2 separate regions of the Homo sapiens genome follow, and region 1 is linked to region 2. A link is a contact called in ENCODE Hi-C or POLR2A ChIA-PET data. All regions are on one chromosome and are shown on one strand. The core of a region is the stretch at or near the end of the contact, and the rest is flanking DNA. Distances in the headings are between cores, read along the strand shown. Region 1 holds the start of LTA (lymphotoxin alpha). Region 2 overlaps LINC00243 (long intergenic non-protein coding RNA 243).

Region 1 (5,175 bases), core at 793-3,292, 760 kb before region 2:
ACAGCATTTCAGAGAAAAGAGGTTTATTGGGCTTCATCGAGGGTGCAGATGCCTCCGTGTGGGGCTCTGGTCGGCAGCTGGCTTTCAGAGCCTTTCCCTGCCTTCTGGGGCCCTGTGATCCCTCATGCCTACTTCTTTCTCTCTTGGTCAGCCTTGTGCGCATGCCCTCTCACTCTTCATCTCTTGGGCCTGTCTCTGTTTCTCCTTGGATGTTCTTCTATTATTCCCCTCTCTCCATCCTCCATAAATAAATAATTTAATTTTTTTGCCTTCATAAATAGTCCCCTCCCTGCCTCTAGTCATCCCCCAAGCTCCTCCATGTGCCTGCTCTTCCTCTGTGTGTGGATCTAGGCCCCACCTAGCTGGTGGGACAGACCAACAGCTTTGGGCTGGGAATTCCTAGGCAGGCTTGAAATCCTCAGCCAGACAGACATCAGGGATGGTTCAGGGAGGTGTGGTCCCCTGGGATGCCTAGAATTCCTTCTTTGAAAGCTCCGGTGACTTGATCAGGGAAGACTTGAGCTGTTGGAATGGCCAAAGGAGAGGTGGTGACGACCCCTGAAATGGTCAGAATGGAGGCAGAATGGGGAGAAGGTCTTGAAATCAATTATTTTTTCTTTCTGGATTTTTCCAAGTTCTACAGAGCGAAGGCTCCAAAGAAGACAGTACTAGGGCTGAGGACTAGGTGGGGGATGCCATCTGTGTGGGTGGATAGCTGGTCTCCCTGGGTGAGCTGGAACGCAGCCCCGTGGTACATCGAGTGCAGCCAGGGTTCCTGCAGCCCTGGATACACCATCTTCTGGGAGCTGAGGAGAGGCACATGGAAGGGGTACTGGGAGGAGAAGAGCTGGACCTCATGGGCCAGGTAGAGTGGGGAGGAGGTGGCCTTGGGAGAGTAGGCTTTCCCAGAGAAGACCACCTGGGAGTAGACGAAGTAGATGCCACTGGTGGGGACCAGGAGAGAATTGTTGCTCAAGGAGAAACCATCCTGGAGGAAGGCACGGTCCGTGTTTGCTCTCCAGAGCAGTGAGTTCTGCTTGCTGGGGTCTCCTAGGAAGAGCCATAGGGGATGGGGGTGGGAGATCAGGGGTCTGGATCAGAGGTCTCAATCCCTGAGGAAGTGGGCACTGAACAACTGAGTTCCTGGGGGATGGCAGGGGGAGGCATAGGAGTGGGCTCCCTCTGTTTTTTTTAGCGTGGGGGAAGTTGGGGGAGAGGGGTGGATGCTTGGGTTCCTGAGGCAGGGGTAGGAGGAGAGCTGGTGGGGACATGTCTGGGAGGTCAGGTGGATGTTTACCAATGAGGTGAGCAGCAGGTTTGAGGGTGCTGTGGGCAAGATGCATCTTGGGGTGCTGACGGGCAGTCTGGGCAGCTGAAGGTGTGAGGCCAACACCAGGGAGCCCCTAGGGGAGAACAGAGTTGAGGGGGGCTCTAGGGCTCAAGGTTTGGCTGAGCCACCCCAGCAGCCCCCATTCTCCTGCTGCCTCACCTGGGCCCCAGGCAGCAGAACCAGCAGCAGCCCCAGAAGGAGGAGGTGTAGGGTGGTGCCACACACCCTTGGGAGGAAGAGACGTTCAGGTGGTGTCATGGGGAGAACCTGCAGAGAAAGAGAGAGAGAGAGAGAGACAGTGAGCGGGGCGGGGCACGCGGCGGAAGACAGACCTCCCGCCCTGGGAGAGAGCACCCCCCGACCCCCGAGAGAGAGATCGACAGAGAAGGGGACAAGATGCAGTCAGAGAAACCCCAAGGTGAGCAGAGGGAGACAGAGAGAGACAGGAAGGGAACAGAGAGGAATCATGGCAGAAACAGAGAATGTGTGACAGAGACAATGAGACTGACAGATGGAGAGTCAGAGACAGAGAAGGAAACCAAAACCAAACCCACCAAGGCCCAGGCCCAGGCAGGCCGGGGATCCAGGCAGCAGGTGCAGGAGGGACCGAGGCCCAGGCAGAGGGCAGGACACTGCTGGGCGGTAGTCCAAAGCACGAAGCACGGGCAGCCCAAGGAGATGGGGCAGGAGAGCCTCACCTGCTGTGCGGAGCCCCTGGGCCCGGACGCTCAGGTCCCTTTATAGAGGAAGCGGCAGTGGCAGCGTGGCAGGCAGCGGGCGGGTTCTAGGTCGGGGCTGGGGCCCGGGGAAGCCCCCAGGGCTTAGAAGATACTGCTGTTTCAGTCAAAGGCAGGAAAGGCTGAGGCCTAGGAGAGAACCACAGGCTGGGGGTTCAGGCGACTGAGTTCTGGGAAAGGGAGTCGGGTCAGGGGAATCGTGGGCTGGGAGGGCCAGGGAGTGGGGTCAGGCCTAGAGTTCCAAAGAAGGGACAGTCAATTCAGAGAGGAGGTGGTTGAGCAGCTGGGGTGTGAGCTGGAGGCCCGGTTCCCTGAAGAGCAATCATATATAACATCTCTGCACCCTTGGCTGAGTACAGGCTTCTCTCTTTGCCCATTTCCTTCTCTTGTACCCCTGTCCTTGTCCCAAACAACTCAAATCATACTTGTCCCAGTATACGGACTTTCCAGCCCATCTGGCAGGTTTCACATCAAGAAGGTCCATTATATATCCCCTTCATCGGGGACATTCTGGTGTTTGCCTCTTGTCCAGGTGAAAATATTAATGGATCCCCCTTCCACTCTTGAAAGTGTCCTAGTTTGGAAGATAAATTTTTTGGTCCCCTTACTCAGAGATGATGCTGGACAGTCAAGTATGATGAGGTCTCATCTCACTCCTGAAGGATGCCCTCCATCTCTTCCTGACTTCAGGTGGCTTCCACAGAACAGATTTATATAACCCCAAATAAACACACATTCCAGGATCAATGTGGCAGACACCTTCCAAAGTTTTCTACAAAGGAAGTTTCAGAATTCCACATGGGTGAGGCTTAAGGGTGGTGACTTAGGGTGGGGTGGGGACAGCTAAGGGACTTGTTCTGAAGCTGCATTTGCAGAGCCAATACATTATTTTAAAATTGTTCCAGGCCTGGTGCAGTGGCTCACACCTGTAATCCTGGCACTTTGGGAGTCTGAGGTGGGCGGATTACTTGAGGTCAGGAGTTTGAGACCAGCTGGCCAACATGGTGAAACCCCATCTCTATAATAAATACAAAAATTAGCCAGGCGTGCTGGTGCGCATCTGCAGTCCCAGCTACTCGGGAGGCTGAGGCTGGAGAATTATTTGAACCTGGGAGGCGGAGGCTGCAGTGAGTCAAGATCGCACCACTGTATTCCAGCCTGGGGGACAGAGCAAGACTCTGTCTCAAAAAAAAAAAAAAAAAGTTTCCAAAATTTTTTTCCTTTTTATTGATATGTAACTTAGGTATGAGGTGGACACCTCTTAAGTGTACAGCTGATGAATTTTTCCATCTGTATGTAGCCACCACCCAGCTCCACGTATTTTCAGGTCCCCAGCAGGTTCCCTCATGCCCCCTCCCTGCTGATACCCTCCAAAGATAACCAACCACTCTCTCACTTTTATCACCATAGATTATTTCCTCCTGGTTTGGGGCATCATATAAATGAAATCACACAGAATGTACTCATTTCTGTTTGACTTCTTTCAGTCAGCATTATGTTTGTGAGATTCATATACGTGGTTGTATGTATCAGTAATGTTTTTAAAAAAAATTATGATGTAATATTCTATTGTATCAATATATTCTAATATATTCTGTTGATGGGGATTTGGTTTGTTTCTAGTTTTTGTCTAACACAAAAAATGTCTAACACGAACATTCTCATACATGAGCCCATTTTCACTTAGCTTGCAAGTTACAAGGTTTAAAAAAAGCAGTTTCTAAAGATGACTTTATTCACTTTTCCTAAGTTTGAGATAATACCAACTTGTCACCTCAAATATTATTACTGCTACTGATGTGATTTTACTTGGAGAGTGTTAGAGGGGTTGGAGCTGGGGCTGGTGGTGACCCGGGGTAAAGCCCACTGTTGCATGGGGCAGACCACTTCTCTCCCCAGGCACAAGGTCCCTGAGGGGTCTTGGTGTAACATGGAGGGACATGTAAGTAACATTCTGGGTGTGTATGAGCTATTTCTCCTGTTCTTCTCTACTTGAGGACCTGCCCCTTTGCCTTTTATGCTTTACTAGTCTTAGCTATTATTTCTGTAGGGGCAGAAAGGGGTGATCCCTTCCTGACCCATCATAAGGGTTATGGCCAATACTCCTATAATAAAAGACAGATTAACAAGAGAAAAGCATAATACATTTATTTAATCAAAGTTTTAGGTGACATGGGAGCCTTCAGAAATGAAGACCCAAGGACCCAGGGGAAAACTATTTTTATGCTTAGATTTGATGAAGAATGAACAGCTGTGCAGAAATGTAATTGAACAAAAGGAGTATCATCTAATGGTCACAGACTGGGACTGGGGGGATCCCAGCAAGGCCTGGCCATATTCTTCTTGGTCTCTCTGTACAGCATTCCTTCCTCCCAGGTATAGGGCAGAACCTCTTCTGGAATGAGGGTCTTATAACCTACTATCAGATGAGATAGGTCAGAAAATTTCTTTTCCTTTTTTTTTTTTTTTGAGACAGTTTCTCACTGTCGCACAGGCTGGAGTGCAGTGGCACGATCTTGGCTCACTGCAACCTCTGCCTCCCAGGTTCAAGCTATTCTCCTGCCTCAGCCTCCCGAGTAGCTGGGATTACAGGCACACGCCACCAAGCCCGCCAAATTTTTTTTTGTATTTTTAGTAGAGACGGGGTCTCACCATGTTGGCCAGGTTGGTCTTGAATTCCTGACCACAGGTGACCCACCAGCCTTGGCCTCCCAAAGTGCTGGGATTATGGGCGTGAGCCACTGCGCCCAACCTTCTTCTCATTCTTTTAACCTTATTATCTCTTGTGTCAGTGTGGGTTTCCCTTTTAGCCCCTGCTCCTTTCTTTTTCTCTGTGTTGCCCTTTCTCTCAGGGTCCTTTTTGCTTCCTGTTGTCTCTTTCTGCTTCTCTAATGGTATGAGCTGATGGACTGGGACCCCAGCTGAGCTATATTAAAATATAAAATGTTATTACAAGGCCAGGAGCAGTGGCACATGCCTGTCATCCCAGCACTTTGGGAGGCTGAGGCGAGCAGATCACAAGGTCAGGAGATAGAGACAATCCTGGCTAATACGGTGAAACTCCATCACTGCTAAAAATACAAAAAATTAGCCGAGCATGGTGGCACG
Region 2 (5,498 bases), core at 1,470-3,969:
GATTAGACACTATTTACTGCAGCTCCAAACAAAACTACACAGAGGCCAGGAGCAGTGGCTGATGCCTGTAATCCCAGCATTTTGGGAGGCCAAGGTGGGTGAATCACCTGAAGTCAGGAGTTTGAGACCAGCCTGGCGAACATGGTGAAACCCTGTCTCCACTAAAAGTACAAAAATTAGCCGGGTGTGGTGGCACACGCCTGTAATCCTACCTACTCAGGAGGCTGAGGCAGGAGAATCACTTGAACCTGGGAGGCAGAGGTTGCAGTGAGCTTGAGAGGTGACAGCCTGCTAGCAGTCCTCACAGCTCTCACTCGCTCTGGGCGCCTCCTCTGCCTGGGCTCCCACTTTGGCGGCATTTGAGGAGCCCTTCAGCCCACCGCTGCACTATGGGAGCCCCTTTCTGGGCTGGCCAAGGCCAGAGCCGGCTCCCTCAGCTTGCAGGGAGGTGTGGAGGGAGAGGCGCGAGCGGAACCGGGGCTGCGTGCAGTGCTTGCGGGCCAGCTGGAGTTCCGGGTGGGCGTGGGCTTGGCGGGCCCCGCACTCGGAGCAGCCGGCCGGCCCTGCCAGCCCCAGGCAGTGAGGGGCTTAGCACCCGGGCCAGCGGCTGCGGAGGGTGTACTAGGTCCCCCAGCAGTGCCGGCCCACCGGCGGTGCGCTCGATTTCTCGCCAGGCCTTAGCTGCCTTCGCACGGGGCAGGGCTCGGGACCTGCAGCCCGCCATGCCTGAGCCTCCCACCCCCTCCGTGGGCTCCTGTGCGGCCCAAGCCTCCCCGACGAGCGCCGCCCCCTGCTCCAGGGCCCCCAGTCCCATCGACCGCCCAAGGGCTAAGGAGTGTGAGCGCATGGCCCAGGACTGGCAGGCAGCTCCACCTGCAGCCCCGGTGCTGGATCCACTGGGTGAAGCCAGCTGGGCTCCTGAGTCTGGTGGGGACGTGGAGAGTCTTTATGTCTAGCTCAGGGATTGTAAATACACCAATCGGCACTCTGTATCTAGCTCAAGGTTTGTAAACACACCAATCAGCACCCTGTGTCTAGCTCAGGGTTTGTGAGTGCCCCAATTGACACTCTACCTAGCTGCTCTAGTGGGCCCTTGGAGAACCTTTATGTCTAGCTCAGGGATTGTAAATACACCAATCGGCACTCTGTATCTAACTCAAGGTTTGTAAACACGCCAATCAGCACCCTGTGTCTAGCTCAGGGTTTGTGAGTGCACCAATCGACACTCTGTATCTAGCTGCTCTGGTGGGGCCTTGGAGAACCTTTACATTTAGCTCAGGGATTGTAAATACACCAATCGGCACTCTGTATCTAACTCAAGGTTTGTAAACACGCCAATCAGCACCCTGTGTCTAGCTCAGGGTTTGTGAGTGCACCAATCGACACTCTGTATCTAGCTGCTCTGGTGGGGCCTTGGAGAACCCGTGTGTCCATACTCTGTATCTAACTAATCTGATGGGGACGTGGAGAACCTTTGTATGTAGCTCAGGGATTGTAAACGCACCAATCAGCACCCTGTCAAAACAGGCCACTCGGCTCTACCAATCAGCAGGATGTGGGTGTGGCCAGATAAGAGAATAAAAGCAGGCTGCCCCAGCCAACAGTGGCAACTTGCTCCGGTCCCCTTCCACAGTGTGTAAGCTTTGTTCTTTTGCTCTTTGCAATAAATCTTGCTACTGCTCAGTCTTTGAGTCTACATTGCTTTTGTGAGCTGTAACACTCACTGCAAAGGTCTGCAGCTTCATTCCTGAAGCCAGTAAGACCACAAACCCACCAGAAGGAAGAAACTCCGAACACATCTGAACATCAGAAAGAACAAACTCCAGACATGCCACCTTAAGAGCTATAACACTCACCGTGAGGGTCCGTGGCTTCATTCTTGAAGTCAGTGAGACCAAGAACCCACCAATTCCGGACACAAGCTAAGATCACACCACACTGCATCCCAGCCTGGCAACAGAGCGAGACTGTCTCAAAAAAAAAAAAAGGCCGGGTGCCGTGGCTCACCTTTGTAATTCCAGCACTTTGAGAGGCTGAGGAGGGTGGATCACCTGAGGTCAGGAGTTCAAGACCAGCCTAGCCAACATTGTGAAACCCCGTCTCCACTAAAAATACAAAAAAATTAGCCAGATGTGGTGGGCGCCTGTAATCTCAGCTACTCAGGAGGCTGAGGCAGGAGAATCGCTTGAACCTGGAGCAGGGCTGGATGGGGGGTAGAGGTTGTAGTGAGCTGAGGTCAGGCCACCACACACAAGCCTGGGCAATAAGAGTGAAATGCCATCTCAATAAATATTGTGTTTGGTTCTTGAGTAACAAAAACTCAATACAATGGCCTAACTTCATAGGTGTTTATTTTTCCCAGTTATGAAGAAGACTTGAGCAGGCAGTCCAGAGCTGATACAGCTGCTCCAATCACCAGAGATGCAATCTCCTGCTAGATGTCTTCACATCTACCTTTCTATGTCACATGTGCAAGATGGTTGCTCTGCCTTCAGACATCACATTTACATTCCAGGCAGAAAGGAGAAGGAAAGAGCAAAAGATGTGTTCCGAACAAATCCATCTTAAAAACAAACAAGGGGAGGGGTAGCAGGAGAAAATTTAAAAAGAAGAAGAAGAAAAACAAAAACAGGAAAGCCGTTGTTTCCCTAAAAGCCCCATCAAGCCGACTTCTACCGGTGACTCATTACCCAGTCATGTGGCCACCCCTGGATTCAAGGCAGTCTGAGGAGGTGAGTGTTTCAAAGAGGCACATGGATGCCACAGACAAAATCAAGTTTCCATGGTTGAAGGAGAAGAGGACGATAGAGTTTGGGGAGGCAGCAGGCTACGTCTGCCACAGAAGATATAAAGATATGGAGCCACACGAGAAGATGGGGGAGGCTGCCAAAAAAGTCCACTGGGTACAGGTGAGGAGCAGGTGACATTGGAGTTGCTCCATCTGAGGAGCCCGCACCTGCAATGGCTTGTGCTCCTGCTCCTGTGGGTATAGGCACAAGGCTGATGCCGAGAGAGTGAGTTGTTTCTGTTGGGGTTCAGAACACAATACCCCAAAGTATGGCGATGAGTACTTAACTAAAGGACATTGGAAGGCCTCAGAAGCAGCCTCAGATCCAAGGTCCCTCTGACCTGCTCCTGCCCTCCTGTCTCTCTCGTCCCTCGTTCTCCCCTGAAGTGAGTCATAGAAACCAGAATCCTCTTCCCCACGGTAGGTCCTAGAAACTAGAACCCTTTTTCCCCGAAGCAAAAGCCATAAAAACTGGAATTATTACTCTAAACTCTCCTTGACTTTTTGTCCAGAAGATGGCCATAAAGAAATTCTCAGCTAGGTGTGGTGGCTCGTATCTGTAATCCCAGCACTTTGAGAGGCCAAGGTGGGAGGATCACTTGAGGCCAGGAGTTTGAGATCGGCCTGGGCAACATAGTAAGACCCCCATCTCTACAAAACTTTTTTTTTTAAACTTACCTAAGCGTGGTGGTACACCTGTAGTCTCAGCTACTTAGGAGGCTGAGGTGGGAGGGACCCTGCTCTGGCTGTGACTGCTTTATCACAGGGAGTGCCTATCTGTGGGCTGCTTTCTACACATTAAAGCATTTTCAGAAAGGGCCAACATCAGCCTTGGAAAAAAGGAGGAAGAGCCACGGAGAGTCTCCCTTTATCTTCCCCTTATGTGATGTGAGAGTGCACATGACTGTGTGCACATACACACACACACACACACCACACACACACACCCCACAGGCACACAGGGTCAAGAACATGCTGGGCAGAGCTTAAGCCACTGAATGTTTCAGTAGGAATCATGATATCTAAAAATAGGACAGCTGATAAGGGGGTTCTTACTACTCACAGTTCCTGGAATTATATGCAATTGCATCTTGGAAACTCAACAAATAAACAGTTAGTATGGAATTAAGGAATTAAGTTTGGTGAAGTTCAAAGAAGCTGATGTTACTCACAAGAGTAAATAGAGAGGAAACCGGGCGTGGTGGCTTCACGCCTGTAATTCTAGCACTTTGGGAGGCCAAGACGAGCAGATCACTTGAGGTAGAGAGTTTGAGACCAGCCTGGCCAACATGATGAAACCCTGTTCTCTACTAAAAATACAAAAATTAGCTGGGTGTGGTGGCAGGCACCTGCAATCCCAGCTACATGGGAGGCTGAGGCAGGAGAATCGCTTGAACCCAGGAGACAGGGGTTGCAGTGAGCCAAGATCACACCACTGCACTCCAGCCTGGGCGACAGAGCAAGACTCCCTCTCAGGAAAGAAAAAAAAAAAAAAAGTAAATAGAGAGGAAAGCACAGGCCAGGGTAAAGAGCTCCATGTAGGGCTGGGCGCGGTGGCTCACGCCTGCGGTCCCAGCACTTTGGGAGGCCGAGGCGGGCGGATCACAAGGTCATGAGATCGAGACCATCCTAGCTAACATGGTGAAACCCCGTCTCTACTAAAAATACAAAAATTAGCCGGGGGTGGTGGGCGCCTGTAGTCCCAGCTACTCGGGAGGCTGAGGCAGGAGAATGGTGTGAATCCAGGAGGTGGAGCTTGCAGTGAGCCGAGATCACACCACTGCACTCCAACTTGGGCAACAGAGTAAGACTCCACCTCAAAAAAAAAAAAAAAAAGAGCTCCATGTATGATTCGTGTATAATGCTGCGGGCATTTGGAGTGCAGCCAACAGCCCCCTTGCAGAGACCCAGTGTTCATTGTCCCTTCCTTCTTCTAGCAGAACCCCAATTTTATTTTGTTTAGCAAAGTTCTATGCTTTAAATTTTTTTTTGCCTCAAACTGCCATGCAGGTAGGAGTGGTGGTGTGGCATAGGGCTGGCCAATGAGATGTTAGCCTAAGTCATGTAAAGGGGACTTTCAGAAAAGTTCTTTTCTAGGACTGACTCAACTGGCATGGGCCCCCTTTGCCTTTTACTCTCCCACTTCCTCCAGCCTGAAACAAAACCATGATGGTCTGAACTCCAGCCATCAACTGGAGAGCACTTAATCACTTTTTCAGTAAATACATGCCAGGCCCTGTTTTCAGTTCTAGGAACTTACCATAAAGAAAACAGATAAAAATCTCTGGCTTCAAGGAGCTTACAGTCTAGTGAGAGGAAACAAATTATAAGCAAACAAATATATAGTATTTCAGAATATGGTAAGTGTTAAGGAAAATAAATTAAGAAATGAGATTCTTATTATCTTTAGGGACACTCTCACTCCATCTCCTTCTGTTGCCCACACTAGAGTGCAGTGGTGCGATCATAGCTCACTGTAACCTCAAACACCTGGGCTCAAGTGATCCTCCTGCCACAGCCTCCTGAGTAGCTGGGACTACAGGTGTATACCACTACATCTGGCTAATTTTTTTTTTATTTTTTATTTTTGTAGAGACGGAGTCTTGCTACATTCCCCAGGCTGGTCTCAAGCTCCTGGCCTCAAGTGATCTTCCTATCCTAACCTCACAAGGGGCTGGGATTATAGGTGTGAGCCACCACACCACCCAGA

Evidence for each region. A loop is a pair of places that touch in the nucleus more often than their neighbours do. ChIA-PET counts read pairs that join two places held with the same protein, here RNA polymerase II (POLR2A). Pooled maps may share reads with other maps.
Region 1: a loop to region 2 is called in a map with no recorded cell type, with 6 times the contacts of the local background. The contact joins the promoter of LTA here to the enhancer-like site in region 2. A Hi-C loop is called at or near these places in 2 of 37 single-sample maps with no recorded cell type and 5 of 50 pooled maps. POLR2A ChIA-PET finds 5 or more read pairs at or near these places in 1 of 52 experiments (activated CD4-positive, alpha-beta T cell).

The regions. Positions count from the first base shown.
Region 1 is chr6:31,569,156-31,574,330 of GRCh38, reverse strand. It overlaps LTA (lymphotoxin alpha), which reads right to left and starts at 2,042. Exons shown (of 4, transcript NM_000595.4): 1 at 1,885-2,042; 2 at 1,490-1,597; 3 at 1,298-1,403; 4 at 7-1,050. The coding sequence starts at 1,588. The coding sequence ends at 638. It overlaps LOC100287329 (a long non-coding RNA gene), which reads left to right and starts at 1,628. Exons shown (of 2, transcript NR_149045.1): 1 at 1,628-1,748.
Region 2 is chr6:30,811,637-30,817,134 of GRCh38, reverse strand. It overlaps LINC00243 (long intergenic non-protein coding RNA 243), which reads left to right. Exons shown (of 2, transcript NR_130726.1): 2 at 2,363-4,269. Among named protein-coding and RNA genes, the nearest start is that of LINC00243, 16 kb to the left of the region's middle. RefSeq lists an enhancer at 2,549-2,843. Within about 2 kb of position 2,719, at least 18 of the 41 ENCODE cell types and tissues checked have a DNase peak (open chromatin) inside an H3K27ac peak, as active enhancers do.